2 separate regions of the Mus musculus genome follow, and region 2 is linked to region 1. A link is a loop called in an ENCODE intact Hi-C map of the cell type or tissue named here. Cell type or tissue: left cerebral cortex. All regions are shown on one strand. Each heading gives the region's core, and the rest is flanking DNA. Links, peaks and the distances in the headings are about the cores only. Region 1 holds the start of Gm32245 (a long non-coding RNA gene). Region 2 has its middle 88 kb from the start of Gm32245.

Region 1 (14,599 bases), core at 5,560-13,559:
AGCATGGCTAACACAGTCTGAGCATGGCTAACACAGGCCTCAGCATGGCTAACACAGGCCTCAGCATGGCTAACACAGTCTGAGCATGGCTAACACAGTCTGAGCATGGCTAACACAGTCTGAGCATGGCTAACACAGTCTGAGCATGGCTAACCCAGGCCTCAGCATGGCTAACCCAGGCCTCAGCATGGCTAACACAGTCTGAGCATGGCTAACCCAGGCCTCAGCATGGCTAACCCAGGCCTCAGCATGGCTAACACAGGCCTCAGCATGGCTAACACAGTCTGAGCATGGCTAACCCAGGCCTCAGCATGGCTAACACAGGCCTCAGCATGGCTAAAGCAGGTGCAGACATGGCAAACGTTACAGACAGGGTCTCCCTTTTTACCCCCTTTTCTCTCCCATGTTAGAAACCATTATGCCCCTAAAGCTAGACCCAAAGAGTTATTTCCTTATTTGGCCACCTTCCTCTTCCTGACCACCAAGGTCCAACTATCAAAGTACTGAAGTCTAACAATTACAACCCCACTTTGGCTCACCTAATTAACATGCCCAATTAAACCACCCCATCTTAGCATAGGGGTTTCCCCCCTTTTTCCTTTATAAACTGTCATTTGCCTATGTACCATGTCTGTCTCCTCTCTGTCCTCTCTTTGTCCCTCTGGGGCAAATTTCTCTTTCCCCCTTTCTCCCCCTCCCTTGTTCCTCTTTTCCTCCTCCTTCACCCTCTGTCTCCTGGCTTTGTCTCATCCCCTGCCCTCTGCCCTCTGGAGCAAATAAATCTCCTCTGTGCTGGGGCGTCAGCTTGGACCAACGTTGAGGTCCTTTCCCTGTGACCTGGAGTTGAAAGCCCAGCAAAGCCCTTTCTCCTCCAAGTGTCCTATCCCTGCTGCAGAAATACAACCAGAGCACGCAGGCTATTTTCAAACCTGTGGCCATTTTCTCACCTCAAGCTCTGGATTGTTGGGATTATGGGCACCGTTTCCTACTGCCTCAATGCTGTGATGAGAAGGACTGCTGAGTAGAAGCTTCAAGAGTGGCCCTCTCAGCTGCCATGTGGACAGGAAGTGTCCGACTCTCACTCTTCAGGACAGAGTTATGCTAGGACAGCTTCCCCGGGCACAGAAGTCCTTCATCACTGGAGGTGGCCCCTGTGGGTCCTGCTTTGCCCATGTTGTTTACTGGGATTGAATTTTGAACTTTTGCAAAGATGCTTTGCCTATCTACTGATAGGACCATTTGATTTATCTATTTTGAAACTTTGGGGTGCGTATGTGTTGAGACAAAGTTTACCTTTGTAACCCAGGCTTCTTGTAATTCCCCCTCTCAGCTTTACAAGTACTGAGGTCGCAGGTCCACACTGCCAGGGCAAGCTCCATCCTTTCTGTTTTAAGTTGGTTAATGGCTTAATTTTTTTTTTTAACCTGCTTTTTAAATCTCCAACCAACTTTGCATTCCTGGAACAGAGCTCATTTGTTTGCGGCTCCCATTTTGCAGCATGTCAGCATTAATAGGTTCAGCTGTTAACTCTCTTAAGTTATTCTGTTTTGGGGTTTGGTCACAGGCTACAGAAGTCGCTCAGGGTAAACTGCTTGCCTGGCGTCTGTGAGGCCCCTTGTCTTCTGCGTCATAAATAAGAGAATCGATGTCTGTGTTCACCAGGAGACTGATTCTGGTTCTGATTCATGGTTTTCCTTGGCTGGGTTTGCTAATGGGGGTAATGCTGGCCTCATAGAATATATTACTCAGGGAAATACTGCCTTTTTCAGCTTTCTAGAAGAGTTTGTTTAAAATTGCTGCTGTTTCTTGGTGAAACATTTAGCAAAGTTTACTAGTAAAGGTGCCTGAACCTGGAGTTTTCTCTATGAGAAGAGGTTGAGCATAGAGTAAACTTCTTTAACAGTATCAAGGCTAACAGAATTAGCATCTCTCTCTCTCCTCCCTCCCCTCCCCCTCCCCCTCTCCCCCTCTCTTCTTTCTCTATCTCTGTCCTGTAACAGTTTCATCCTAGAATGAAATATTCTGTCCTGCAGGGAAGCTCCTTAAGCAAGAAAGTAAAACACTCAAAATAGCTACAGGAAGTCCCCAGAACCGACCAGATTCACTAAGCCCCTCCCCGACAGAGTAAACAATAAATGAGGATGAGTGAACCCCGGAGAAGACTCTTAAGAGGAGAAAAGACAGACTCAGACCAGGTCAACTGCTGGGAAGAAGCAGAGACCAGCAGAACTGCCTAGAAGAGGTTTAGCAACTCTCCAGACTGTTGAGCCGCCTTCAGGCTACAGTGGGCTCCAGGTTCCCAGCTTTTGTGAACTGTCACCCATGCTGGGTGGGCCTTGATGATGCAGCTGTCTTTGAGTAATTTCTGATCCTGTAATGCCTGACCCATATCCCTATAAGTATCACCACTAAAACTCATTGGTTCACCAAGTTGGACTTTGGTGGCATCTGTAATTTGGTATGTTGTAGGTTCCCTCTCTGGGGTGTATTGTGTATGTGTTGTGTCCCCAGGAAGAGTTTTGTCACAACATTCTCTTTTTCTTATTCATTTTTCTTTGTTTGTGTATGAGTATTTGCCTGCATGTATGTGTGTGTAGTATGCCTGTGCTTGGTGCCTGTCTTAGTTAGGGTTTCACTGCTATGAACATACACCAGGACCAAGGCAACTCTTACAAGGACATTTAATTGGAGCTGGCTTACAGGTTCAGAGGTTCAGTCCATTATCATCAAGGTGGGAGCATCCAGGCAGGCACATGTGGGGCTGGAGGAGCTGAGAGTTTTACATCTTCCTCTGAAGGCTGCTAGCAGAATACTGACTTCAAGGCAGCTAGGGTGAGAGTCTTAAGCCCACACCCTCAGTGACACACCTACTCCAATAGGTCCATACCGTCTAATAGTGCCACTTCCTGGGTTGAGCACATAGAAACCATTGCAGTGCCTATGGGGTCAGAAGAGGGCATTGGAACTGGAGTTAGGTATGAATGACTGTGAGCTGCCATGTGGGTACTGGGAATTGAATCTGAGTCCTCTGGAGAAACAACCAGTGCTCTTAGCCACTGAGCCATCTCTCCAGCCTCCCTCCTTCCCTCCCCACCTCCGGGCTTTGCGCTTGCTGGTCAAGCTCCACCATTATGTCATACCTCTAGTCTTAGCTCCACCATTATGTCATACCTCTAGTCTTAGCTCCACCATTATGTCATACCTCTAGTCTTAGCTCCACCATTATGTCATACCTCTAGTCATAGCATCGCTAGTGGATTTTCTGTTTTTTTTTTTTTTTTTTTTCCCCGAGGCAGGGTTTCTCTGTATAGCCCTGGTTGTCCTGGAACTCACTTTGTAGACCAGGCTGGCCTTGAACTCAGAAATCCGCCCACCTCTGCCTCCCGAGTGCTGGGATTAAAGGCATGCGCCACCACTGCCTGGCGAATTTTCTGTTCTTTAAGAAATTTGTAGTTGCACGTGAGTGTAACATTTATTGATACAGGCCTGCTCATAACTGTCTTGGAGGCTTCTTTGCTGACTGTGGGCTTTATAGTATTGCTTCATCTCTTATTTGCAGTGTTCCTCATCATTTTATAGCTGTGTTGTGGGGTCCCCATAATCCAACACAAATCCAGCATAACTCAAACACCAGGTCGATGCAGATGACAAAAATTCATTGTAATCAAGCCAATACTGATCGATCAGAGCCACAGAACAGACTCAGAAGCTGAACTATGACCGTGAAGAGAAATTGTGAAGCATATTTATAGGATGAGACTACAGAGTGGGGGCGGGGGAGCAGGGGGAGCTATAACACCGTCCGACCACATTTGACATAAGGGGTTGAGAAGGGAATTTCCATCAATCGGGATAAAAGTAGGTTCCTGGGCCTGGAGCATAAACTTAGTTTGACCTTGCCAGCAAGATGGAGAAGTTGTCCCTGAGATGTCTGGACTCAGACAACTGTGTTTGTTTGTTTGTTTTGACAACAGAAGCTGTTCAGCTATTGGGAAATGCCCACCTCCCCTAGGGCCTGGGACCTGGAATTTAGTTTCTCTCTAGGATTAAATGGAGTCTGAAAATGAAATGGTGGTACTTAGAATAAGTTTCTTTTGCCTGTCCCCACCAGCTAGAGGTTTATAATTTTATTGATCATTCCAAAGAATCAACTTAAGCTTTTACTGATTTTCTTTATTGTTTTTCTGTTTCTTGGGTTTCTTCTATTTGTTATTTCCTTTGTTTGGCTGCTTTAGGTTAAAGTCAGTCTTTTAAAAAATTTCTCTCTTTTTCTAACAGGGTCTTATTACATAGCACTGGCTAGCTTGTAACTTGCTATATAGATGAAGCTGGACTTGAGGCTGAACTTGAACTCTGCTTACCTCAGTCTTCTGGGTGCTGGACTTAAAGGCATGTGACTCTGTCTTAGTTAGGGTTTCACTGCTGTGAACAGACATCAGGACCAAGGCAACTCTTACAAGGACAACATTTAATTGGAGCTGGCTTACAGGTTCATAGGTTGTCCATTATCATCAAATTGGGAACATGGCAGTGTCTATAGGCAGGCATGATGCAGGAGGAGCTGAGAGTTCTACATCTTCCTCTGAGGCTGCTAGCAGAATACTGACTTCCAGGCAACTAGGATGAGTGTCTCAAGCCCATGCCCACAGTGACACACCTACTCCAACAGGGCCACACCTTCTAAAGTGCCACTCCCTGGGCCAAGCATATACATACCATCACAGTCTCTATACCCAGAATCTAGATTTCTTTCTGTTACTGGTTTTTTGTTTTTTGGTTTTTTTTTGAGACAGGGTTTCTCTGTGTAGCCCTGGCTGTCCTGGAACTCACTCTGTAGACCAGGCTGGCCTTGAACTCAGAAATCCACCTGCCTCTGCCTCCAGAGTGCTGGGATTAAAGGCATGCACCACCAATGCCCGGCTTGGTTTTTTTGTTTTTTGTTTTTAAGTAAGATTTACTTCTGTGTGTATGTATGTGTAGGGGTGTGTGTGTGTGTGTGTGTGTGTATGTGTAGACAAGAAAGGGCTATCAGGTGTCTTCTCTATCACTCTCTGCTGTTACCCTGAACTTGGAGCCCATGTTTTCTTGACCAGGCTGGAAGCCAGCAAACCCAGCCATCCTCCTGCCTCTGCCTCTCCTGGAGCTGGGGTTACTAGTATGCATAGGATACCTGGTTTTGTTACGTGTGATCTGAACTCTGGGCTTCGTGGTCATGCAGCAGGCTTGTTACTGATTTCTAATTTAATTCCAGGATGACCCTCAAACATTCCTTGGAAGAGCAGAATGGTAACGAGCTTTAATGATAACCAAGGCTGGGGACCTATAGGGGAATAAACATGTGGGACTCTGTGGTTGTGTGTGTGTGTGTGTGTGTGTGTGTGTGTAGGTATGCATGGTGGTGGTGGTGGTGTGTGTAGATCAGAAAACAACTTGCTGGAGTCAGTCCTCTTCTCCTACCCGCCATGTGGGTCCTAAAGATCAAACTCAGGTGTTGGAGTTTGGTAGCAAGCACCGTCACCTGCTGAGCCATTTTGCCAGTCCAGCGTATGATCTTTTCATGAACCGTGGGAAGGTTTAAGCAAAGGGTCTGAATTCTTCTCGCCCCCTACTTCCTCCTCTTCCCCCTTCCCCTCCCCCTCCTTCTACACCCTCAGGTCTCACTGTAGGCCAGCCTGGAGCTCATATGTATCTCAAATTGGCCTCTAAGTTGTAATGCTCCTGCCTCAGTCTCCTAGTTACAAATGTGTGCCACCATATTCCTCTTCAGTTGGGCTTCATGAGTCTTTGGGGAGTAGGGGGGCTGTGTATGGTGAGGGGGGCAGGGGGCTGTGTGTGTGGGGACCATGTGGATTCCAGGGGCCAGTTCACATCCTGCGCAGCATCCAGAGCTAAGGAGGCGTCGATGGTTTGGTAGCTTCAAGGAAACAAAACAGTGTAGTGTGTGAGAGGGTCCCCACTGCACTAAAGGGCCACACGCGCCTTCTGGGGTCTTTAACCTAGTAGGCGTCAGTTCTTTGCCCACCAGCAAGCAAGCTGATCACATATTCCACAGAAGCCAGAAGTTACCTAGTACTTCAGAGCCTGTCTCCCGCAGCTCCTGGGTATTTGTTTTGTCCCTGGGTGCAGGCCCTGGGGCCCAGTGCAGTGGCAGGGGTGTCCTCACTGGTCTCTGACGATGATGAATTAAACTGTCATTGATCTTGTCTGTCCAGTGTTCAGACCATGTGTAAACCCAGAGGAGGCAAGAATCTTAGGAAGTGATGAAAGCAATTCCTTTCTCTTAATATTCACTACCCCTGTAGGACAGGTAGCAGGCCAGGCCAGGCCTGGGCCGGATTCCAGCTCCCACAGGCTTCCTCTGGGGAGTGCCTTGAGATCGTGCACAACCCATCCTGGTTACTGAGCTCTCTCTTGAGCTAAGATCTGTTGGCCCCATAATCAACCCCGGGGGGCGGGGGGCAGGTGCCTTCCTCCCATCTCACAGTGGGGACATGGTGGGGAGTCTCAAGGGCTAATCTCCAGTTGGGGTGCTGAGTGGAGGGGTGGCGAGGGCAGCCATGTTGCTTGGATGGAGACTGTGTTCATGAAGGAGAGACCTGGAGTGAGCGTTATCTCCAGCGACAGGAGGAGCCATGTCGCCTGCCCTGCCAGGGTGAACCATCCTGGTCATCATTAGAGAAGAGGCCACCTCCTTCCCCGGGGATCTCAGCCAGCCGCTGGTGACATGTTTAGAGCCAGATGCTTCCCATAATGGCCACTTCTGATATCTGGTCTTGTCACTGTGCCCAGAACTGCACCTGGAGCACTGCAGGTGTATAACAGAAGGAGTTCAGTGACATACTACATCAACTACATAATGAAAGTCTGTGATCCCAGGGATTGAGGCAGGAGGATTGCCTGGAGTTCAGGCCCAGCTTGATGTAAACAGTGAGCTCCAGCTCAGCCAGGCTACACTGCGATGGGTACTCTGACAGCCACTGGGGCAGTGGCCCAGCCAGGCTACACTGCAATGGGTACTCTGACAGCCACTGGGGCAGTGGCCCAGCCAGGCTACACTGCGATGGGTACTCTGACAGCCACTGGGGAGGTGGCCCAGCCAGGCTACACTGCAATGGGTACTCTGACAGCCACTGGGGCGGTGGCCCAGCCAGGCTACACTGGCTGCTCTTGCAGAGGACCTGGGTTTGGTTCCCAGTGCTCATGTGGTGATTCACAACTGTCTGTAACTCGTGTTCCCAGGGAATCCAATGCCTCTTGCAGGTCTTCTCAGATACCAGACCTACACACGGTACACATACATATATGTAATCAGAATACTCATACAAGTAAAATAAAATAATACATAAATATTGTTTCTAAATGAGCAAATTAAGTACACTTCCTTGCCTTTCACGGGGGGGGGGGGGTGGGTGTCCTTAGATGAACGACGTTACCTGTCTGAACTGCCATCCCCATAATAGTGAAATTAGTCAGCAATACTACTGCTGCTTTGACACGGTGCTGCATTAAGGCAGAAAGTGGGCTGCATTTGTGGCTTAGAGATGGAGCGCTAGTCTAGCACACAGGAGGGCCTAGCATCCTGGCCCAGCACTGAATAAAAGGGGAAGGGCTTACTAAGTAGCAAAGAACCAACTACTGTAATAATTATAGCTGTGGCCTTGGCTCCTGCCCAACAGGAGAGATCCCTATGGGCCCAAGGATACAGCAGCTGTAGGGACAGTCCATCTGGTGAAACTAGTGAGAGCCATTCACTGGGACTCTAGACTAAGCCAGCTAATCTGGAAGATGACTCTGCCTGCCTGCCTTCCTGCCTCTCTCCCTCTCCCTCTCCCTCTCCCTCTCCCTCTCCCTCTCCCTCTCCCTCTCCCTCTCCCTCTCCCTCTCCCTCTCCCTCTCCCTCTCCCTCTCCCTCTCCCTCTCCCTCTCCCTCTCCCTCTCCCTCTCCCCCCTCCCCCCCTCCCCCTCCCCTCCCCCTCCCCCTCCCCCTCCCCCTCTCTCCCTCTCCCTCTCCCTCTCCCCCCTCCCTCTCCCTCTCCCCCCTCCCCTCCCCCTCCCCCACCACCATGTACATGTTAAGCATGAGTGTGGATGTCATAGTCCAACCTTGAGTGTCAGTCCTCAGGTGATGTTCATCTTATTTTTTTGTTTTTTTGTCTCTGTACGTAGCCCTGACTTGCCTGGACCTCTGGGATTGAAGGTATGTGTCACCATGTCCATGTGGCTTGTTTTGTGAGACAGGATCTCTCACCGGCCTGGAGCTGGCTGGTGAGCCTTGGGATCCACTGTGTCTGCCTCTTCAGTGACGGGATTATAAGGGACCCGTCACCATACCTGCCCCCCCCCCACACACACTAAGGGTTCTGGGGACTGAGCTTAGGCCCTCCGGAGGTGAGCACTTCACCCACTGTCTTCCCAGGACATGCCTTGTTTTCCCTGTGGCCCCCACTTAACATCTGAGGAGGCAGAAGAGAAGGAGGAGCCGTTGGTTATGAAGAGCAGATGGGAATTCCTGCTCCCTCCCCTGCTCTCAGGAGATTATGTCAAAAGTCTCAAAAATGACTCTGGCTGGAGTTTGCTTTTTAGGCTAGACTTCTGGCCAGTTGGCCCAGCACCCATGGTCTCTACCTCCCCAGCACTAAGATGGTAAAGGGTACCACCATACCAGGCTTTAACACGAGTGTGATCGGCCAGGCCTTCGTGTTTTTGAGACAAGCACTGCACCAAGCTGTGCCCTCTCTACAGCCTCTATAAGACCTTTTATTTTTTACCCCTGGGACTGAGGAGGTAAGGGTAGTGCTCGAGGCACACACGGAGGCAAACCCCCAGCCTCTGTAAGACAGGGAAGACAGAGAAATCCTGTCTTGGGAGATATGAACGGTGTGCTTGGTGGCACACACCTTTAACCTAAGCACCAGGGAAGCAGAGGCAGGTGGATCTCTGGGAGTTTGAGTCAGCCTGGGCTTTTTTTTTTTTTTTTTTTTTTTTTTTTAAGGATCTAGAAGACAGTTCTGAGAATAACACTTGAGTTTGACCTTTGATCTTTGCATGTGTTTACATGTGTGTACATACACCTGCACATGTGCACGGTGGGGGAGCCTGGTAGTTTTAGTGTGATGCCCCCGGAAGTTTGAGTGGCTGTTTGTGGAGGGTTAGGTGGGCTTTGCTGGAGGAGTGTGTCCCTGGGGTGGGCTGGGAGGTTTCAGAAGACCCCCACCACTGTTCTAATGTGCCCTCTCTGCTTCCTGTGTGTGGTTGCAATTTGAGTTCTTGTCACTTGGCTTTCAGCCGCCTGGGCTCTTGTGGACTGTGACCCCCTGTACCGTAAGCCACATCAACCCTTCCTTCTTGCAGCTGTCTTGGTTATGACGTTTTATCACGGCAAGTGCAGTTGCATTGGAAAGACTCCATCTCTGAAAACATTCTCAGCACTCCACATACCCTTGGGTGGGAGGAGGTTCTGTGGCCCAGGGTCAGGCACAGTTTACCCTGCACCCCACTCAGACCTCGTTGGCTGCCAGCAGGGGGCATCTCTCTGCCTTCCTCCTGGCTATTGTAGTGCAGGGCACAGGGCCATGCAGCTATGGACATAGAAGCCAGCTGCATTAACAAGAAAGAAGACACTGGCATGCCAGGTATGGTGGCACCTGGGAGGAAGAGGCAAGGGTTTAGCCTGGTCTACATAGCAAGTTTCAGTCCATCCAGAGCTACTAGTGAGACTCTGTCTCAAAGGAAAAGCAGAAGGGGAGGAGGAAGAGGAGGAGGAGGAGGAGGAGGAGGAGGAGGAGGAGGAGGAGGAGGAGGAGGAAAACAGCTGCTACTGCTGCCTGACATGATGATACCCACCTGTGACCCCAGCAGCAGGGAGCTAAGGCAGGAAGACCAGGAGTTCAAGGTCATCTAAGGCTGTGTAGGGAATCTGAGGCCAGCCTGGGCTACTTCTCTGAGCTCCAGTTTCCTCTTCAGAAAAATGCTCAGGGGCTTTGCAGTGGTCACAGGCCAGGCAGTACTATGGCCGTAGCCCAAGTGGAGTCCACCAGGGTCATGCGGTGGCCCAGCACCTGGGCAATGGGGTGGTTGTGGCTTGGCCTTGTAAGTCCACTGCACCAAAGAGGCTCTGCAAGAGGAAGATGTCCCTGCCTGAGCTTCGTGGGTCTAGGGCCAGGCCATAGCAGAACAACATTAAGGAGGAGCTTCGGGCAGAGTCACAGTTAGGTGTATGCTGCAGCATGCAGCATCTCACACTGGCTGCCTGGAGGCCACTGCCAGCTCAGTGTCCTGCCTGTCAGACTTAGCTAGTGACATAAGGCGGCGTACTGAATGCAGGACACCCCTCCCACAGTCAGGCTTGTCCACAGCAGAGGGACCTCAAAAGGTTTTATGCCTCTGCTTCTGAAAGCATGTCTCCCAGCTGGGGACAGCATCCCAGGGCAGACCCACAGGGGCCTGGAGGACCTCCCAGGCTCCCTGACTCAGTCCCTATCAAGGACAGTGTGGCCACATCCCCCAACTCCACGGTGCTTGGATTTAACATTGACCACAAGAGAAAGTTATTCCACACCATTCTAAAAGTCAGTCCCTACCCCCATCAAAAAGGCACTGATGGCTTTGCCAGGTAGACCCAGCCCGGGCCAGGGCTGCAGAGGCAAAGCCCCGTGTGACATCCTCCCGTGTTTCAGACGTGTGTGAACACTGACTGAGGAGGACTGGAAAGGATCTGGAACCTTCGGAGAGAACAACAGAGAGTTGTGGGTAATGGCAGGGTTAGAACTTCAAAGCTTCTGATTTGAATAACAAAAGATACTCTGTGGTCCCTGGGAGAGCCAGGAAGCCTTGAAGAGGTTGGTGGTGGGGGTGGGGGTGGGCTCTGGATGTTGGCTTCCTTCTAATTTATCAAGAAGAGGGAGGGGGAAAAACCCTAAAAATGAAAGATTGCAAAAAAAGTATTTGATCTCATTCTTTTTGTTCAGAGATGTATTATTTGTGATTATAACCTATAGGTGGTTAACTATAGTGCAAAACAAATGATTTTCCTTCTTAGATCTTGGGGCTTTTTCGGCTTTTGGTTTCTGAGATGAGCTCATGTAGCCCAGGCTAGCCTACTGTATCCTGTTTTCTGTGGTGCTGGGGATTGAACCCAGGGTTTTCTGCATGATAGACAGGAGCTCTACCCACTGCGCCACCCTCCCAGCCCCAGCTTTGGTGTTAATGAAGACCAGGTTCCAGGCAAGCCGGAGCTTCATTCTTCAGAGGTTCCGTTGGATGTCACTGCCAACTCAGCGTGCTTACAGGGGCATGTGCTAATCGCCAAAGCTTCTCTAAGGCAGGGCCTCTCTGTGCAGGGCATGGTGGGTGATGGAAGGGGAACAGGAAGCTGTTTGGCCAAAGTTCAAGCTCAGTTTCCCTCCAGCAACTACTCGCGCCCCTGGGACTTACTTTTCCCATCTGTGAAATGGCTTGTAAGGAGACAGTCAGCACTTGTCACCTCATGGGTAGAGCAAGGCCTGGCTTCCCAACTGGATGAGGAGCAGCCACGAGTCGCTTGCTACACAAAGCCCTAACCTTCCTTCTCCACCCTGATGGCTGGCACCATGGCATGCCCACCCTGGCTAGGCTGGCCCCTTACTGTTCTCCAAGGGCTTGTTTGGTCCTCTTCACCTTGGGCCCTGCTAGCTGGCCTGTTTCTGATAGCTCTCCTGGTGTCTTCACAGAGTTCTGTGTCTTCTGTCCTCTGCAGAATATCTGCCACATGTTTTCTTAAAATAGCTAGCCTCAAGTAACAGACTCATTTCCCTGGAGACATCAAGGGTTCTATGAGGCACGTGGGAGACACACTGGCTGTGATCCGAGGCGAGACAGGTGGTAACAGAGATATTGTGATGGGCAGTGATAGTGAGGATACTAGTGATGGTGCTGATGGTGGGAATGGTGGGCATGGCAACGGTGGTGGTGATGGTGGGGATGATGGGAAGGTTGGGAATTATAAGGGGGAACATGGTGATGATGGTGGGGGGATGGTAGAGATGATGTGATGGAGAAGGTGGTAGGACCCAGAACCTTCTCATTTTCCGATAAAAGATGAAAGTATTGCTTGTTTCTGTTTTTAACTCCTGGTTTTAAGTGTTGGTAATGCCCCCTCTCAAGTCAATGCTGTGTGGTCCCTGTAACTTTAATTTTTTCAAAGCCTACTTCTAATGACGGTTCTTAAACACTTTGACCTCCCACCACCCACCAGAGGTAGTAGGAAAGAAAGGATACAGGGGGAGTGGACCTGCTTAGAAAGATTCTCTGGAGCAACTCCTGTGTTGTCTGGAAATTGGCAGTTCAGTTTACAGGTTAGCAGGCGGCAGCAGCTTGATCCACTCATGAACACTTCACAGGTACACCAGCAGTCCAATTCAATAGAGTTCAGGATAGCAAACATGAATCAGCAGCGGTGACATGACCTAGCAGAGACAGCCAGGCCTCAGCCTCAGCTCGAGTCAGCAGGAGGTACCAACAGGACTCCAGGAAAAGTTCTTGGCTGTGTCTCTCAGTGAAGTGAAGATCAGCGAAGACACAAGACCAAGAAGCGTCGTACAGCTACCTCTACAAGCAAGCCCTCTCACAGTCTGCTGAGCCCTATTTATACTCCCTCCAAACATCACATGTCTTCCATGGATCTTGCCTCAGCAACACGAGTCTGTCTTAGCTGATGTCACTCTGCCAATTGAACCTTGGAAGCAAGAAGCCTCAGCACACCATCAGAAGGTTTTTGGTACATTTCTCTCTATGGGGTCCTGACAGATGCAGCTCAACTATGCACTGTAAGGTGTCATTAGTGAACAATCCTTCATCACGTGTCCTTTCACATGCTTGCCTTATTAGCAGAACATCCTTTCACCTGTGTCCACTTCAGAAGAACATTCCTTCACGAGTCTGCCCCTGCAAAACACCATCTGACGCAACTGACAAGTTTCCACTTCAGGTCCCCACTTGGCAGGGATCACAGGCTTCTGGATGGAACATTCACAAATGGTGAGTGTCACTGCCTTCCTGTGGTTCCCAGTGGGGTGTGGCCAGCTAGATGGTGAGATAAAGAGACCCCAACAGGTCTCCCATGAAAAGAGGCCTTATTCTGCACTGACCAGGACAGCAGGCAGGTGGCCAAGAAGGGGGTGGACATAGTCAGCTGAGGTCTCACCTGTCCTGCAGGGCAAAGGCCAGGCCAGCCAAGGCCATCTGGCCTGTGCTGTAAGTACGACCCATGATTGTCATGGTAACAGCCCTCCCGCGGGCTGTGGTCCACTCAGCCACTGAAAGTGATAGGGTGAGGTTCAGGCCCCTCCTGCTCCAGGGCAGGAGAAAGAGGGAAAGCTTCTGGGATGCCTGCTTAGCGTGGAATGGGCAGAATGATGCTGGCCAGTCCCAAGGCACTCGGGAACTGAAGGCCACAGGGCCACAGCAGATAAAGAAGTGGGGAGCCAAGGTGCACCAGCCACAGCCACAGCCCGGCATCGACTGGTGTCCAGCCTGTGAAGATGAGCACACGGGGCCCTGGGACCCTCCACAGGGTACGGCACCTGCCCAAAGGAGAGGAGGGCAGCCAGCTCTGCCTCCTCAGAGTTTCTACAAACATGGGAGGCTTGTGGATTGAAATGGTAGTGCCTTGTTCTCAGGGTCAGTGCAAACTTGTGGTTAAGAATATGGCTTTGGCATGGGGCACCTAGGTCTGAGTCCCCTGGGGCTGCCTCGGTGGCAGTGCGTGGATGTCCTGAGAGGGAGCCCCCTCTGGCTGGGAACACTGGAGTTTACCTAACGCCTTAATGCCTTCTGCTCCCAGATAGTTATTCTGTCCTGGGGAGCCGGGAGGAAAGGAAATACTCACCGGTGGGAGAAAAGGCCCCAGATAAAGGCTCCTGCCAGGACCCCAGCGTTGAGGATGGAAGCCCGGGAGGGCGCTTCAGGCTTTGGGAGCTACATACCGGGGTTCCACTGGAGGAGAGAGAAGCCTGGCTGATTCCGTGTTACATGGAAGGGGTGGCTGGTGGAAGAGTGAGTTGGGGGTCTCTCCCAGGAGCCTGGCCAGCCTGAGCCCTCAGGGCACATTCCTCAGGGCAGGTAGACGATGGGAGGTTTGTGTGCCCCACTGGAAGCCCAGCTCCTGTACACAATCCACCTTGTATTTGATAGCTTGATTTGCTCAATAGAGACAGTGACAGGACTATGTGAGGGCACGTCTCGAAGGCCAGCCTGTGAACAGTTCTTGTCACAAAAGGTGACAGGACAGGAGAGAGTCTGCTAAACCAGCCTTGCTATTGTATGGGTGGGTGAGCCCCAAGCTTATATCTGAACCTGGGTCACCCACAAGCGGTCACAAGAACAAGCCAAGTGATTAAATTCTCTGCTGAAGGAGGAGTCTGGAGGGTTCAGGAGGCATGTGCTGCAGAAGCGCAAATAAGTAAGTTCCGCCTCCAGAACCCATAACAAGGAGTACAGTGGTGTAAGCCAGTGATCCCCATACGGGGAGGTGGACGGGACGCCCTGTGGCCTCACTGGCCAGCTGTCACAGTGGGAAACCCTGGGTCACAACAAAGCGGGGCTCAGAGACTTAAGAGCCCCT
Region 2 (17,271 bases), core at 4,761-12,760, 86 kb after region 1:
TCAGCTTGGGCAAAGCTGGGCTGAGACAGTACTAGCTCAATTCTTTTCTCTGAGCAAAGCTTTCCTTCTAACAGGTGACCTTCGATCTCAGGTCTCATTCTTCGATTTTCTCTCTAATGAGAAAAGCAATAAAAAGTAGACCAAAGTTCACCCCCTGGGACCTGTGTTATGCACGTTCAAGAGCAAAAGCATGGGTGCAGATCCCCAAGTGCTCGGGGGGTTGGGGGGTTCACTGGGGGTCACCGTGCCCTAGTGCAGGGCAGAGAGGGTTCGCCACCAGGGCCTTCATCCCACCTTCACTGCTATTGCAGGTGGAGGGTGGATGAACCCAGAGCTTTGTCCCCATGGCTCCCAGTCCCTCCCTCCTGGGATTCTTCTTTGCCAGTTCCTCAAAGCAAGACCAGATACAAAATCCACTGCAAATGGAGGCACAGAACCCCGTCTCCAGAGTGTCTTGTCTTTGGTGAGCCCTAACTTGAGAGAACCCCCACCGCCACAGATGTTTGCCCATGGGGCCCTCAGCCCTTCACATTAGCTTTCTTATGAAGAACTGTGGAGAATCTTGGTAACTAGAATCTTCTCTGTTACAGCCAGATTGAAGCCAAAACTAAACAGCACAAAGGACTCCTGAGGCCCCTCCCCTCCCTGAGGACCTACTGGTGGCTAATGGTTGGGCAGAGTGGTCATTTTCTCTAGTGTTTCAGCCACTAGTGGGTTGTACATGGTCCATTAAGTAACCTCCCACCCTTGCTCCTGTGATGAAGCCCAGTGGGTCACACAAAAACCAAGTTAAATTTAAAGCATTTCAAAGGAGCCGGTGAGAGAAGTCCACATGTAAAGTTATTTCCACATAAGCCTGACAAGAATTCAACCCCCAGAACCCACACAAGGCCGAGAGAGCACAGCTGTTCACATCTGTAATCCCAGCTTTCCAAGGGGAGGTGGGAGGTAGGGACAGGTACTGTCCTAGAGTGCACAGTAGCCGATGATCACAGCAGCTTGGCAGAAACTTCTTACTCAGCAAGGAAGAAAGAGAAGACCTACTCCTAAAAATGATCCTCTGATCTCCACAGGCATGGTGTGACCCACGTGCATGCAAACACACTCGTGTGAGCGCATGCGTGCTCGCACACACACATGCACTTGGAATAAAAACATTTTAAACATAATCTAAAAGTCATTTTTTAGTTGAAATTGAACAATAACAGCAAGCCAACATCAGGTACTGCTGACACAGAGGGGCAACTCTCCTCCCCTGGGTGACAAAGGCTAAACATTGCCAAGTGCCGTAAAAGATTATCAAGTGCTGTTATTCTTTTTTATTGTTTTAATTTTATTTTATATGTATGGATGTTTTGTCTGCAGGTATGTCTGTGCAGCATGTGCATGCAGTTCCTGTTAAAGCCAGAAGAGGGCACTCAATCCCTGAAACTAGAGTTACAGATGGATGTGAGCCTTTATGTGGATGCTGGGAATTGAATCTGGGTGCAGCCAGTTAACCTGTCGGAGCCATCTCTCCAGCCTGGGAACTATTAACTATATGGGGTCTCAGTAAGATACTTACTGTAAGCACCCATTTTGAAGGACTAAACTCGAGAGAGTGGCCTGTGTAACAGGCTCTCACTGATGCCTGGCAGCCCTGATGTGGAACTGTGAGCCTAGAAGCCCTTATATTGGCAACTGGCAGACACTGCTGTACTGCATACCTGTTTTGGATGCCTACTCTGAGGCCACTCCAACAGCTATGTAGAATCACCACATCTGCAGCTGAAGACACACGCCAGCTGGCCTGCCCTAACCCGGGCAAACAGTTCTCCAAGCCAGACAAGACTCTGAACAAGTGAACTCTGACTGACCCTGCTCTGCTGAAGGCTTGTGATTGGTGCAGGACAATCCTTCATTTGCATGAGGAACTGAATTGTGATAGGTGTAAATTTAGTCCTTCATTTGCATGAGGCTCTGTTCTTTAAGAATGTTTGTCTAGGTTCTCCCAATTCCCATCCAGGGAGGACAAAAGGCCCCACAGCTGATAGACGACTATGAGCCGTGGATCATGATTTTGAGTGAATTTCCTTATCTTTTTGCTCCTCTCTGTTCTCCACGTTTTCTCTGAGGAATACATAATTATGGAAATAGCGCTATGGGGGCTGAGGAGATGACTCAGTCAGTAGAGCGCTTGCCTTGCAATGTCAAGGACCTGAGTTTGAATCCTGGAACACATATAAAACAACTGGGCATGATGGAGAGAGCTTTAATGTCAATGCCAGAGTCCTGGATACCTGGTAATCCCGCTTAGCTGACTTGGTGACCGGCAAGCCAGTGAGGGATTCTTGTCTCATTGCCAAAGTGGGTGGCTCCTAAAGAAAAAACCCAGGGGGGTTTTGGCAATCACAGACAGGTGCACATATGCATGGGCCTTTTAATACATAGACATGTTCACACATTGGGGAGGGGATGAGAGCTAAAGGCAAAAACAAAACAAACAAACAAAACCCTTAAGGTTGTGACAGTGTAGCAGGTTGTAACTGTCCTTTCTTGGGCTGATGTAGCAACTGGCTACTGCTCCAGTTCTTTCTGCATTTCCCAGGTGAGGTCATAGAGTTACAGGGAGTTAAGTTCACCCTAAAACTCCCAACTAGATAGGGGAGCCACAATTCCCACAAGGCCTTGGGGACACAGCCTCACCTCTGTGATCTCACAGTCTCCTGTCCCATGATACAGCACCAGGGAGATCCACAGCGTGGGTCACAAAGTCCCAGTCTGGGCTCACTGCATCCTAAGACTGAGAATCCAGCGATGATTTTATACATTGTTCTTTCATACACACAGCAAATCCTATAACTCCACCTCCAGGGGGTCTGACGCCCTCTTCTGGCCTCTGTCAACACTGCATTCAAGGGCACATGCCCACACCCAGACATACACACACACATACACATGACTAAAAATAAAATTAAAATTTTTTTTCTTTGTTTTTTTGAGACAGGATTTCTCTGTGTAGATCTAGCTGTCCTGGAAACTCCCTCTGTAGACCAGGCTGGCCTCGAACTTGCAGAGATCTACCTGCCTCTGCCTCCTAGGCACTGAGTCTAAAGGCATGTGCCGCCATGCCTAGCAAAATAAAGTACTTTTACAGAACAATGTAAAGTACTTAGGATAAAGCTAATGAAAGCATCCAACTGACCACTGTGGAAGCACCTCTAAAGGACATCGAAGGCCATTTAAACAGCTGTATGCCATGCTCCTGAGCCGTCTCCCTAGCTCATCTACCGAGGATAAGCAGAGGTTATGTAATCCTCAGTCAGGAGCCTGGTAGACATAATAATACATAAACTAATTCTCGAAGCTTTTCAGAGGAGGCTGGAGGATGACGGCTCAGCGGTTAAGAGCATGTACTGCTCTTGCAGAGAACCCAAGTTTGGTCCCCAGCACCCTGTGTAGTAGGTCACAGCCACCTGTAACTCCAGTGGCGGAGGTTCCAGCACCACCTCCTGGCCTCTGTGGGGTCATGCCCACATGCACACGAATAAGAATAAAACATTTTTTTTAAGTTTTATGGAAACACAAAGGTCCTATAATTAACAAAAAGCATTTTAAATTAAAAAAGAATAAATTTGGAAACTGTCTAACACTAAGTTTTATACACACCTACATTTTAATGATGCTTACGCTACAGTGACTGACAGGTGACACAAACATGAGGCTGGACATGTGCATGGAGCGGAACAGAGAATCCAGACATAGACCTGTGCATAGAGGCTCAGGTGGGGCTGGGAGGCAGCACTGGAATAATTCAGTAAGGAAAGGAGAGTACTGGATGAAGTCATTGGGCAGCTATAGAGCTATGTGTTCAAGAAGAAAAAGGGTCAGGGTTGGGAAGAGGAGAAAGGAAAGAGGAGGATTTGAACACAGGTATTCACAGAGGGAAGACATGTGCAGGCAGAGAAAGACGCGCACAGGATTCAGGGCTGTGTGCAGAAGCAGCAGAGATTTCAGGAATGTGTCTCTAAACCAAGGTGCCAAAGATCCCAAGCAGAGACACAAAGCTGGTGGCGTCCTGCTGACACTGCAGTTTTTTCCTCTCTGGCCTCTGAGGCAGAAAGCACACAAGTGACAGTTATTTCAAGTCACCATTCCTACAATTGTCACAGCTGCCCTGGGATTGAATGTATCTGCTAAACACAGTGCAGAGTTGTGAACTCCAGTCCCGATGGTGACATCTGCATCCCACACCTGAGCCTCAGGGAACATTATGAAAGAAGGGCTGGAAAGACTAAGAGCGAGAAGTCAGGGAACCTGCTGTGAGACTGTCTCCTAGCAATGTCAGAAGGTACTGACATTAGTCCATAAAGTCTCGCCAACATGTGTGCCCAACCATGAACTGAACAAGGATGACACCAACAGACATGCCAAAGTGGATGGAGGAAAGACCATGAGGCCACACCCTTGTCAAAGAACTCTAAGCAAATGAGGGCTCCAAAGATGAGCGAGTTGGTTACTTGATACCAAAGCATTAGCCCTGAAAACATACATAGAAGTAACATAACAGAGACAGAGCAGGGGTGTGTGTGTGTGTGTGTGTGTGTGTGTGTGTGTGTGTACATACATTACATATGCACATACACACAGAGCCATGATACAGTTAACAGTGAAGAAAAGAACTGTGAATCTGAAGACATCAAGGAGGGGTATATGGGAGGATGTTGGGGGAGGAAAAGAAGAAATGTAATTGTATTATAGTCTCAAAAATTCTTTAAAGTAAAAAAAAAAAAAGACATTGATAATACCAAAAATAAATAAATACATGGGAGATGCCAAAGGACACTGTCTGCCACCTCCAGCTGCCTTGCTGAGCGCTTCTTTTCAACCACCCAGGTGCCGCTGTCCCCACCCTGCAGAGAGCCTGGTTCATCTGTGTCTGCTTAACTTAGGCCTGGCATGATGTGTCAAGTCTAGAGCCAGCCTTGGTGAGGCTCCTCTACCCAGCTCGGCACCCCCAGGCTCCAGCCAGCCGCGTGTGTACTGCTGGATAGTGACCCAGAACTCTCTCCTCTTCAAGCTCGGATTGAGTTCATTGATCGTTCAAACCTAAGATCTACAGGCTTAAACGAGAGCCCTTGGAATCTAATTAAAATCTCGCCAGCCACAAAGCTAGCATCCTCCTGGGAGATGTCCCCCTCAGCATTTCTAAGCCTGAGCCCTCCTCTTCAGGCTTGATGGTCAATGAGGTTCAGCTTTTTCCCCTTCAGCTGTGCTGCGGAGTCATGTGAGCTCCAGGTCTCCTCCACCTGAGGCGATCAGCCCCATCAGCCTGTTGGGAGCCTCTTGCAACTACATCTCTGCGCCAAGGTCTCCCCCTGAACCACTGAAGCCAGCCCTGCAGCAAGCAGACATCACAGGCAGCCTGCTCATTAGAGCCCTGGCAGCAGCTGGGCTCTGGGTTAGGCCCAAACTTCAGGTCTGGAGTCTGTCTTTCAATCAAATTATTCGTGCCCAGAGCAAACAGAAACAAATCCAAATTTCCCAGTCAAATTAGAGGTTCCGATTTTCCTTTTTAAATCTGTATTGAGTGTTTCCTTTAGTGATATCTGTGACTCAGAATCAATGTCTAGTTCTTTGTTTTGTTTTTATTCTGAAAGTTGATAGTGACTCTGTGTGTGTGTGTGTGTGTGTGTGTGTGTATGTGTATGGTGTGTGTATGTGTTTGTGTATGGTGACAGAGATCTAGCCCAGGACCCCGTGCATCCTAGGAAGGCATCCTTCCCAGCCCGTATATCTTTTGTTCACAGCCCAGAAATCTCAGCTCGCCTGTTTTCACAGATAGATTCAAGCATGCACTGAGAGTCCTGATTCCCAGACAGCTCTGGGCTCTCAGATCACCACTTCCTGCCCTCCGTGGTCCTCATGGAAGCTCATGAATGAGTTGCTACAGGGAAAGATCTAGAGTCACTCCCTAAGACCACTTTGGAAAACTCACCAGTCTATCAACCAGGAACATCCCCGAAGCAAATGTTATTCCATTTTCCATGAGGAACTTGAGCATCCTCAGCTCCTGGTACCCATGGGGTCACTGAGCCAATCATTCAGAATGGCTAGAGCGGAGGAAGCTTCACCCATTACCGAGGCTATTCCTGGCAGGTGTCAGCAGGAAGCACAGGCCTGGGGCCAGCGAGGTGGGGAAGAAGGCAGCACAGTCCTCTAACCCAGCAACGATGCTCACAAAGAGCTGCCATAGTCAAGGCAAGTTGCAAGGCCCCGGAAAACCGATGGAGAGAAGCAAGAGCTAAGGATGAACAGTTTCTCAGCCACCTTGATTCAATAAGAAGGTCTGTGTGGGCCAGCAAGATGGCTCAGCAGGTAAAGGTGCTTGCCACCAAACCTGCCAGCCTGAGTTTGATCCCCAGGATCCATATGGTAGAAGGAGAGAACTGACTATCACAAGTTGTCCTCTGACCCCCCGTGTGGTAAGAAATAGATCGTCGTGGCCTGTTTTCAGTATGAGTGCACTAAGAGGTCATCAGAGTGACAGAAGAGCAGGAGGTGCTGGGGCCCCTCCTCCTCCCCCCAGCTCCATCTTGTCTTAGAACTCTGAAAGGTGAAAAGTTACAGGCCTTTGACTCCATGACTGAGCACACAATCAAGAAAAAAAGGAGCAGCCTAATCCCAAATTATTTATTAGAAAAGGCTCTGTGCCCTAAACTGATGAGATGGGGACTTGGGAAAGGGTCAAGTGCCGGACTTGGTGTGAGAAGAGGACCTGGATTTCTCACTGCTGGGGGACTCGTAAAACCACAACAGCCAACTAACCCTGCCCTTTTCCTGTGCTGATATCCCTTTCTGCAGAATTGTATATTAAAGGGCTGGAGAGGGGGCTCAGCAGTTATGTTCTGTTCTGAGCACCTACGTGGAGCCCTCACAACCACTAGTAACTCCAGTACCAGGGGATCTGATGCCCTCTCCTGGCCCCTGGGGGCACTGCATGCGTATGATACACAGACTAAAGGTGTTTCTGCCCCTGCTGTCCATCCTTAGTCCTGTTTCTCCATCCAGGCTGTTTGCCCTTTTGAAGGGCTTTCTCCCCTGACACCCAGGTGTGTTCGCCAGCCCTAGCCTTCTTCATGAGTCCACAGTGACATCTGAGACCAGCCCTCAGGGCCCACTCCACATCACACACACCAACCCCCAGGCGAGATATATCACAGGAAAATGTCCTACTACGCTTAGGGCAAACCTGCTGCTGTTGGAATGTACACCTTCAACCCCAGCACTTGGGAGGCAGAGGCAGGAGGGTCAGGAGTTCAAATCTACATAAAAACGTGGATGGCGGCCACAGTGGGCGATGATCGTCTGGAAGAGGCAAGAAGGTTTTATGCCAGTACTCAGAATCACACACAAAGCAATTCACACCCCAAAATGACTGCTGAAGTCCCAGCCACCCAATCTGCATTCTAAGTAACAAAGGGGAAAAAGAGAAAATGCCCCATCCTACACCTGTACCCACCACCCCAACACCTTCTTCACCTACCTAACACTAGTCCTGGGACGCAACCCTGTTAAGAAAGGAGAAAATGGATCCTGGATACAGCCCCATCCGTGACACACCCACTAAACCCATGTCTGAGATGACGATATAGAAATGAGAACCTTTGGCAGAAAGCATTCGACATGACATACAGGCAAGATAACAGTATATACTATACTCACATCCTGCATCTGCTTGTGTCTAAAATGTATATACATTCACAGATGGGCATATATAAATACTTGTGTGTATCTTACATATACATATGCATATATGTAAGTATGTGTATACACATCATATATATATATGTGTGTGGTGTGTGTGTGTGTATATATGTATATGTATATGTATATGCATATGCATATATATATATATATGTAGAGAGAGAGAGAGAGAGAGAGAGAGAGAGAGAGAGAGAGACTGGGGGTAGAGAAAAGCTCTCCCTTCATAGTCCAAGCTGACTTTAGACTCTCAGTTCTTCTGCCTCAGTTTCCCCAGTACTGAGATGACCAAGGTGCCCCACACACCTGGTTTTAGGAGCAAGTTCAGAGCTCTTAGAAAATCTCCAACAATGGACACAGTTCACAAGCTTGAGTTATACCATGTGGAACTGTTGGCCAGTGCACAGACAAGGCATGCTATTTTCAAGTGCTTACGGAAATATATGAATGGACAATATTGGTGATCAGAGAATTGTCCAGAAAAAGGGAAGGACCTGCCTTGGAGCTGTGTGGTTGTGGCACAGCAGTGAAACTAGAAAGCCACATTGGTTTTTATTTTCATTTTAACGCCACTCTTTTGGAGACAAGAAGTCTACCTTAAATAGTGTGCGATCATGGAACCTGCAAATAAGTGACAAAATATTTAGAGCCACACGTCTACCTAGGCATCGCTTTCCAAAACCGGTGGGATGCAGTTCAAGAGCATGGGGGTGTAGTGCTAAATTTACACCCTTAATTCTATTATATTAAGAAAAAGAAAGAAAGAAAAAACAAAGAAGGCTGGAAACCGGCTGCAGCATTCAACCCAAGAACCTGGAAAAAATATTAAAGACAAAGAAATAATACTAAAGGAAACCTTTTTAGCAAGAAGAATTAACGGCTGGAGAGATGGTTCAATGGTTACACACGCTGGCTGTACTTTCAGAGGGCCTGAATTGGATTTCAAGGCTCCCTCGTTGGATAACTCACAACCAGCTGTAACCGGAGGTCCAGTGGATCTAGTGCCCTCTTCTGGCCTCTGCAGGCACAGCACACATGTTGCCGACATACATATACACACACATTAAAAAAATTCTTTAAAAAAGAATTATTAATTTAAAAGAATTTAAGTAAGGAGGTATTGGGTATGGAGTGGACTGTTTTCCTGGGGTTCTCTTCCACATGGGACACCCAATGACCTGCAGGAACAGGAGTGGTTCTCCAGGTTGGACAGAGGAACAGAGCACACAGTCCCATTGGCTGCCCGTCCCCTCCCTGGCTGTTCTTTTCCTCATCCCACACAAGAGGGTGTCCTTTGTTGTCTCCCCATTACAAAGTAAACCAAGTATTATGGCACTATTCCCAAAGGACACCAGTGGGTGTCAGTCGCTTGCCCTGGGTACATGTGGAGATCAGAGGCCTTGTAGGAGTTGGTTCTTTCCTTCCACTGTGGGGGTTTCAGGGACCAAACTTAGGCCATCGAGCTCAGCAGCAACTGCCTTCACCTGCTATGGTGACTGTTCTTAGTTGTCACCTTAACTACATCTGGAATTTACTAAAACCCAATTGGCAGAGTATATCCGTGAGGGACTTTTTTTTTTTAATTAAATCATTGAAGTGGGAAGACCCACTTTTAATCTGAAAACCTTCAGTTGGAAAGATCCATCTTTAATCTGGGCCACACCTTCTGCTGGCAGCCTATATAAAGGACCTGAAAGAAAGAGACTTGATTTCTTTGCCTGCTTGTTCTTGCTCTCACTGGCCAAGTTCATTCCTACACTGGCATTAGAGCCCACTTCTTCAGGATTCTGGTGTATACTGAAGACCAGCTGAGACAGCCAGCCTCATAGACTGGACAACTATTGTATTCTTTTGTTTGTTTGTTTGTTTGTTTGTTTTTGAGACAGGGTTTCTCTGTATAGCCCTGGCTGTCCTGGGACTCACTTTGTAGACCAGGCTGGCCTGGAACTCAGAAATACACCTGCCTCTGCCTCCCGAGCGCTGGGAACTATTGTATTCTTGACTCTTCCATTGGTAGATAGCCATTGTTGGACTAGCTGGACCACAGCCAGTATACCACTAGAGAGAGAGAGAGAGAGAGAGAGAGAGATACAAAGACAGAGAGAGACTGAGACAGAGAGACAGAGACAGAGAAAGTGTATTAGAACCCTAATACACCTGCTAAGCTGTCTCACCAACCCATTGTCTTAAAAGATTCTTAAATGATGCACAGCTTCTGTAAAAGAGAAGATAGCATGTATTGGGCTCCCTGAAAGCCCCAGCAATCAAATGCCTGTTCCTTAAAGACAAAGATAAAGAAACTTCCAGCAAATCAAGTTAAAGCAAGAAGCAAAGGCATAAACGGTGGGAACAGGAGAGCAGACCCACAGACATGCAAAATCCATCCACAAGATGCTGTGGGATCTTGTGGTGGTGAACGCTAAACCTTAGAACTGCACAGGTTCTAAAATAACATAAAAGGCAGATTCACTTATTTTAGGAAGGAGGTATCACTGGCTGGCCAGATGGATGGGGCCTGCACATGGAAATAAGGTTACAAGCAATTCCACTTTTAAACATAGATTCAGGGACTTGGGAGACTGAGGCAGGAGGATCTTGAGTTTGAGGCCAGCCAGAGATAGAGGAGAGGAGAGGAGAGGAGAGGAGAGGAGAGGAGAGGAGAGGAGAGGAGAGGAGAGGAGAGGAGAGGAGAGAGAGAGGGAGAGAGAGAGAGAGAGAGAGTTGGGGACGTAGAAACATCTCAGTAGGTTTAGAAAACACGTAATACGATGTACTGTTCGTGGGGGCTGACTGCTGCTCTTCCAGAGGACCTGGGCTAAGTTCCCAGCATCCTAGGGTGCCTCACAGCTGTCTGTAACTCCAGGTCCTGGAAATCTGATGCCCTCTTCTGGCTTCTGAGGGTACCAGGCATGCATGTGGTACACTCACACATAAAATTAAAATATTTAAAAATTTTAAATGCAATGTTTGTTTATGAACTGAAAATAGAACAGGATTCCTTGAGTTTAGTAAAAAGTATCTATTAAAACCCCATGACAGGGCTGGAAGTGTGGCTCAGTAGTAAAGCACTCACACAAGGTTGTGATGCCAGTACCTATTGCCTAAGAAGAAATTAAAAACAAAAAAAAAAACAGAAACATCATAGGAGATAAAGTAATTTTAAAAATATTTATCTGTAATTATGTATATGGTGTGTGTGTGTATGAATGCAAGTGTCCTCAGAGTCCAGAACACGGCATCAGATCCCCTGAAACTGGAGTTCCAGACAGTTGTGAGCTACCATGTGGGTGCTGGGGATCAAACCTGGGTCCTCCACAAGAGCAACATCTGCTCTCAACCACTTTTCCTCCTCTCCAGCCTCCATATATTGTATCCAACGTTAAAATATATAAAGTATTGCCATTATAGCTAATGGGAAGGAGTCAGAAATTATTCCTTTATTCAGCATTTGGCTTGAGGTTATTGCCAATTCAATAAGACAAGAAAAAAAATAGCACCATCTCTAAAGGGTGGGGGGAGCAACTCATTGTGATTCATTGCCGATGGTCTGATTGTTGGGATAGAAAGTCCAAGAGTTTCTAGAAACCTTAAAAACTAATAAAAGTTCAGCAGGGCTCCTGGATACAAGATGAACGTACATAGGAAACACAGCCCACGATGTTCCTATGCCTGGCAAGAGCCAATTAGGAAACACAAAGAAAGAAAGCACCACAGTAGCAGTAAAACCTAGCTGTGCAAGACCTTTATGAAGAACTCAGAAAACGCAGTGCCGAATGCAGATGCCTAAATAAACAGAGATAGATAGCAGCTCCGGGCTAGAAAGGCTCAACGCCGTAAACACATCCATCCTGTCTAAATTAACCCATAAAGTTAATGCAATTGCAGTGGAATTCCAACTGGGGCCTGGAGAAAGGAATCCTAAAATGCAAATGGAAAAGCAAAGCTAAGAGAAACCCAGGCCATCTCAGAGAGCCAGTCCAAGGGAGGCAGGGCCTTCTTGCCGGGACGCTTCGCTTGCAAGCCTCTGGCTGACAGAACAACGAACAGTGTTACAAAGAGAGAAGAACAGACCCACAATACAGATCCCAACTACTTGATTTAATAAAAATCAAAAGTGGGGGGCTGGTGAGATGGCTCAGTGGGTAAGAGCACCCGACTGCTCTTCCGAAGGTCCAGAGTTCAAATCCCAGCAACCACATGGTGCCTCACAACCATCTGTAATGAGATCTGACACCCTCTTCTGGAGTGTCTGAAGACAGCTACAGTGTACTTACATATAGTAAAAATAAATAAATCTTTAAAAAAAAGTGAAATGGGCAGATAAAATAAATTGTCCTAGGTCACAAGGGTGCCCATTTGGAAAGAGAGAGAGAGAAATATGAAGGGTAGATAGATACACATCTACATACATACATACACACACACATACATACATGGTAGATGGATGGAGATAGATAGATAGATAGATAGATAGATAGATACATAGATAGATAGATACATAGATACATAGATACATAGATACATAGATAGATACATAGATACATAGATAGACAGACAGATGAAATGTTCCTGTTTGCCTGTTTTGGAGACAGGGTCTCACTACCCAGTCTTGGCTGGCCTGGAACTCACTATGTAGATGAGGCAGGCCTCAAACTCACAGAGCTCCACCTGCTTCTGCCTTCCAAGTGCTGGGATCAAAGGCTTGCAGCACCATACCCATTGAGCTTTCTTTTTTCTTTTTTAAAATAAGTGTGTAATGTGCAGACAACATGTGTTCTCGGGTGGCTCTCCTGCCATCTTCCCTCTCCTCTCACTCCCCACACCCTTTTTTCCTTGCCCCCGGGTTCTTTTCATCTCCCACATCCCATGTATTCTTTTGCCTGTCTCTCATCCTGATCACCTAATATTATCTTTTCTTGTTCTCCTTTCTGGACTTTGAGGTTCAGCAGGGTTTACCTGTCCTGATACCTGTTTACATACATACATACATACATACATACATACATACATACATACATACATTACAACCCAAGATCCATACTTGAGGGAAAACATGTGGTTTTCATCTTCCTATGTTTGAGCCATCTCATTTAATATTGTACTTTCCAGGTACATATATTTTCCTATGAATTCCATGGTTTCGTTTTTCCTCACAGACACATAACCTGTTTTGTGTCTATGTACCACATTTTCACTATCCATTCATGCACTGAAATAAGCCAATCGTAGAACAGCTATGGTGTGAAGTGCTTAAAGCCAGCAGTCTGACAAAGGCAGGCTGATGATGGTCGGGGTAGAAGGCGACAGGAAGTCAGTGCTCAATTCCCGCAGAGGTGAAAAGTTTTGGGAATCTCATGGCTTAATCATGCCACTGAACTAAGCTGGGAGGGGGTGGTGCACGCCTTTGATCCCACTGTTCGGGAAGCAGAGGCAAGCAGGTCTCTGAGTCTGAGGCCAACCTGGTCTACAGAGAAATCTAGGACAGCTAGGGTTACACAGAAAAACCCTATCTCAAAAAACTAAAATAATAATAATAATAATAATAATAATAATAATAATAATAATAATACCATTGAACTGTGTTCTAAGTAGTTGAATTGGCTAATTTAATTTTTTTTGAAGATTGTGTTTATTTCATGTGTAGATGTGATACCTGTTTGTATGTCTCCTCACCATGTATGTATGTGCCTGAGGAAACAGAATTGGGCATCAGACCCCGGGAACTAGAATTATGGGTCATTATGAACCACCATATTTGTGTGCTAGGAACCAAAGCTGGATCTTCTGCAAAGCAGCGAGTACTATAACCTCTCAGCCACATCTCCAGCCCCTAAATGGGAATTATACGCTGTCTACACTTTACCACAGCTTTGCTGTTATGAGGGGTTTTGTGTGTGTTTATTTAAAATGAATTTGTTTTATTTATATGTATATGTGTGCATCTACGTGTGTGGGGGATGGGGGAGTCATGTGTGTTCTGGTGCCCACGGAGACCTGAAGAGCACACTGGAGTGTTATAGGTAGTTGTGAACTTCTTGAGAGATGTGGTTGCTGGGAACCAAACCCTCACTGCTGTGAGGTGCAGTGCTTGTCTCAGGAGCAACCTCTCCCTGAAGGACAGCAACAGGCTTCAGCCTAGAAGCCAGAGCCTAAGAGATGCTAAATCTAGGCAGTGCTGTTCTTCTTGGATGTCAGATGATCCCTGCCAGACCTCCTTTCTCACAAAGTGAGCCCCAGGTCCATGATTTAGGTACTTTTCAAGCTCTCAGAGAGAGGTTTGGCTTGAGACCCTAAAGGCCAGAAGAAGCCTTTAGGTAGCAAGTGGGCTAATGCGATGGCTCACCACCCTCCCCAGGATGGAAGGGATGAGATGGAATAGGCTCTCTGCACAAGTGGCTGTGTGTCCAGCTCAGTGTGATGGTCTCATGCTGGGGCCTTGGGGGTGGTCCCAAATGGCTGACAGGGCAGATGTGCTGAGGTGACAGTAGACACCCATGCTCCTGAGCCTGTAGGAAGCCATCATCTCTACAGTGGCTGGAGATAAGGCTGGCTGCTCAGCCCAACCCCTGCCACGCTGTGCGCTCATCTTGCTTCAGGTCCCTCTACTGGGCTGACACCTTAACCAGTCTTCGTTATCTCCGAACTTCCTATACTGCGCTTTCTAGGCACATGTCTATCCTGATAAGCCCCTGAGCCCCCACGCACCCTTACCCGCCTCTGTCTCCACCAGCAGCAATAGTAGACAAGCAGGTTCCATCTGGCACTCTGCCCACGGGCTGGTAGAACCACCTAGAAGGGCATGTTCCAACAACCGGGATCAGTTTCCATGTGGATTCTACATCCAAACAGTTCCCAAAAGACCAGGATAACCCATTGTGGAAACCCTGAAGATAAATGTCACACCTCCTCTGTTCAGGAGAGCCTGTCCCTGGTAGGGCAGTGAGTTGACAGTCTCCATGGTGAGGTCACAGTACCTGGTCCAAGGCCATGCCCACCACAGAGAATGATAACGCAGGGTGGCTGACATTCTCTTCTGTGGTGGGATTTTGGAAACTGTGGTAGTTTGAATGAAAATGGCCCTCGCAGGCTCCTGTATTTGAATGCATGATTCCCCAGGTGGTGAAATTATCTGGTAAGGATTAGGAGGTGTGGCCCTGTTGGAGGAGGTATGTCACTGGGGAGTAGGCTTTGAGATTTTAAAAGCCCATGCTGTTCCCACTTAGAGCTTTCTCTCTCTGCCTTGTTCTTACCGTAAGAATGTAAACTCTCAGCTACTACTCCAGCCCCACGCCTGCCCACTGTCATGCTCACTGCCATGATAGTCACAGACTCCAATCCTCTGGTACCCTGAGCCCACATATTAAATGCTTTCTTCTATAAGTTGCCTTGGCCCTGGTGTCTTATCACAACCACAAAAAGTAACCAAGACACACAGTCTTTGCTCTCACACCCCCTGCTGGGCATCTGGGACCTATATCAGAACTACAAAGGAAGGCTATCCCACCCGACCCTCTCCTTCTTTCCTTCCTCTCACACCCTCTTGTGCTTGAAAGTCTTTGAAGCCCAGCAGCCCACTCCCTCCTCCCTTTACCATTCACAGATGTGATCCCCGCCCCCCACTTGCCCTTCTTGCTCCATCTCCCAAACAGCACCTGAATGGACAGGGTTTTCCCTTTCATGTGGTTGCTAGAGGCCATGGGATGCTCCTCCTAGCGGTGAGGTGAATGTATCCCCGAAAAGATGTCATGTAAAAGATGTGCAAGCATGGGTGTCAGGACCTCTTCTGGAGGTCACAGCCTTTGGAAGTCAGTTTTCTTCCGTTATGTGGTGCCAGGGATTGAAACACACACACATACACACACACACACACACACACACACACACACACACACACACACACACACAGGAGATTCTTAGACCACTGAGAAGTTGCTCTTAGGGATGATTAAGATAACTGCCTGAAGTCCGTTGGTAAGATAGTAAATGCTTGCACTTGGTCCTGCTGGAGCTGTGATCACTCAGCACTGTGTATGGCTCCTCCCTTCCCTTCCACCTTGAGGTGGTGTATGGCCAGAAGGAGCCCTCACCCAAGACTGCACTATGATCTTTGGGCTTTCAGCCTTTAAGACTCCTACCAATAAATGTTAGCCTATCTTGGGTGTTTCATTACCATAACAGCAAGTGGACTGATACAGGAGACCTCTGCAGGCTGGGAACTCTACCCTGTCCTCAGTCCTGAGGTTCTGCACCAAGTATTTTACCCACCCTCTATTGTGGAAGCGGAGGGTTTTCTTAGGTCCTGTAAGTGATGATCAGCCCTCCCTCCCTACTCTGCATCCTCTGCAAACCCCCCATCCCCCACACCATCTCCTGCAGTTCTTAACTACCAGGAACTGATGTAAATTTTACCCTGAATTTTGTCCCTGGCCATTACAAGTTGTAGTATAAGCAGCTATTCTGCCATCCTATGGCAGGGACCACCAGCAATGGATTCCCCATCACCACAATCAGGTCCCCTTCCCAAGGCCTGTCAACTGAGAAGGGTCCCATGAGTATAGATGTCCCTCTATGCAGGGATGCACAGCACAATACGGCTGCACATCAAACGCTACACAGAATGGATCCCTACTTTGGAATGCTTAGAAGCAGAGCCTGGGACCAGGGTTTGCTAGAGGCCAGCCGGCTGGGACAAGTCCCTAGAGGGTAAGGGCAAAGGTCAGGGAAGGGAGGGGCTCAATAAACACTGTGGATTATCTCTCTCAGAATGAGTGTTGAAGTTTAATCCCCATTATGAGAGATTAAGAGATACAGGGCTCTCCCTCCCAAGTGGATTAATCCACTCCTGTGATTAATGGATTGATGAGTTAGTTATCTCCAGAGTGGCCCTGTTATAGAAGCCAGCTGGCCAGATCTCAGGAGAGCCCTGCTTCTTGCCATGTGATGCCCTGTGCAACCTTGGGATTCTGCCAACAAGAACATCATAGATGCTGCCCCTTGACCTTGGACCAGACCCATGAGCCAAAATTAACCTCCTTTCTTGATTGCTTACCCAGCCCGTGGGTTTGTGTTATCAGCAACAGAAAAAGACTAAGACAGAAGGAATGTGACCTTAGAGCTAAGTCCAGCCCTGGACAGATCCAGGGAGGCTTGGGGACATCAGTTGTACACGAGACTTCTCCAGATCTGAGGGAGGGTCCAGCTTCCTGGCCATTGCATTAGTTAGCCATTGACTGTGGGCTATATCCAGAGCCTGCCAGACATGGCCCTCCGTGGAGGGCCCTTCACCACAGAAGGGAGATCTGGTTGGGATGCCAGGAGAAACTGCCAGACAGAGCACGTATGTCCCAGAGCGCAGCCGTCTCCTCTGCTGCCTCAGGCTTATCCACTGATCAATCACCATTCCACTGTCTCTGGTGCGTGTCAGTCACCCATCCAACATGTCCCCAAGTAACAGGGGACACAAATCAAGTTCTGAGAGATGCCTCACTGTGATGACACCCTTCTGGCTTCCTGGAGGGGAAAACAAAA

What was found. A loop is a pair of places that touch in the nucleus more often than their neighbours do. Peaks named below come from ENCODE experiments on the same cell type or tissue, not always from the same donor. Only the 100,000 strongest peaks of a DNase experiment are listed, where the experiment ranks them.
Region 2: a loop joins it to region 1, with 2.5 times the contacts of the local background. A loop is called at or near these places in 6 of 42 quality-filtered maps.

Annotation. Positions count from the first base shown.
Region 1 is chr19:6,558,987-6,573,585 of GRCm38, forward strand. Gm32245 (a long non-coding RNA gene) reads left to right here and starts at 8,134. Exons shown (of 3, transcript XR_879496.3): 1 at 8,134-8,197; 2 at 12,378-13,014. In left cerebral cortex, for the core only: a CTCF peak has its summit at 9,511 (motif pointing right); DNase peaks (open chromatin) are centred at 11,819 and 12,655.
Region 2 is chr19:6,646,004-6,663,274 of GRCm38, forward strand. No RefSeq gene overlaps it. Among named protein-coding and RNA genes, the nearest start is that of Gm32245, 88 kb to the left of the region's middle. In left cerebral cortex, for the core only: CTCF peaks have their summits at 6,973 (motif pointing left) and 8,764 (motif pointing left); no DNase peak of the experiment used is centred there.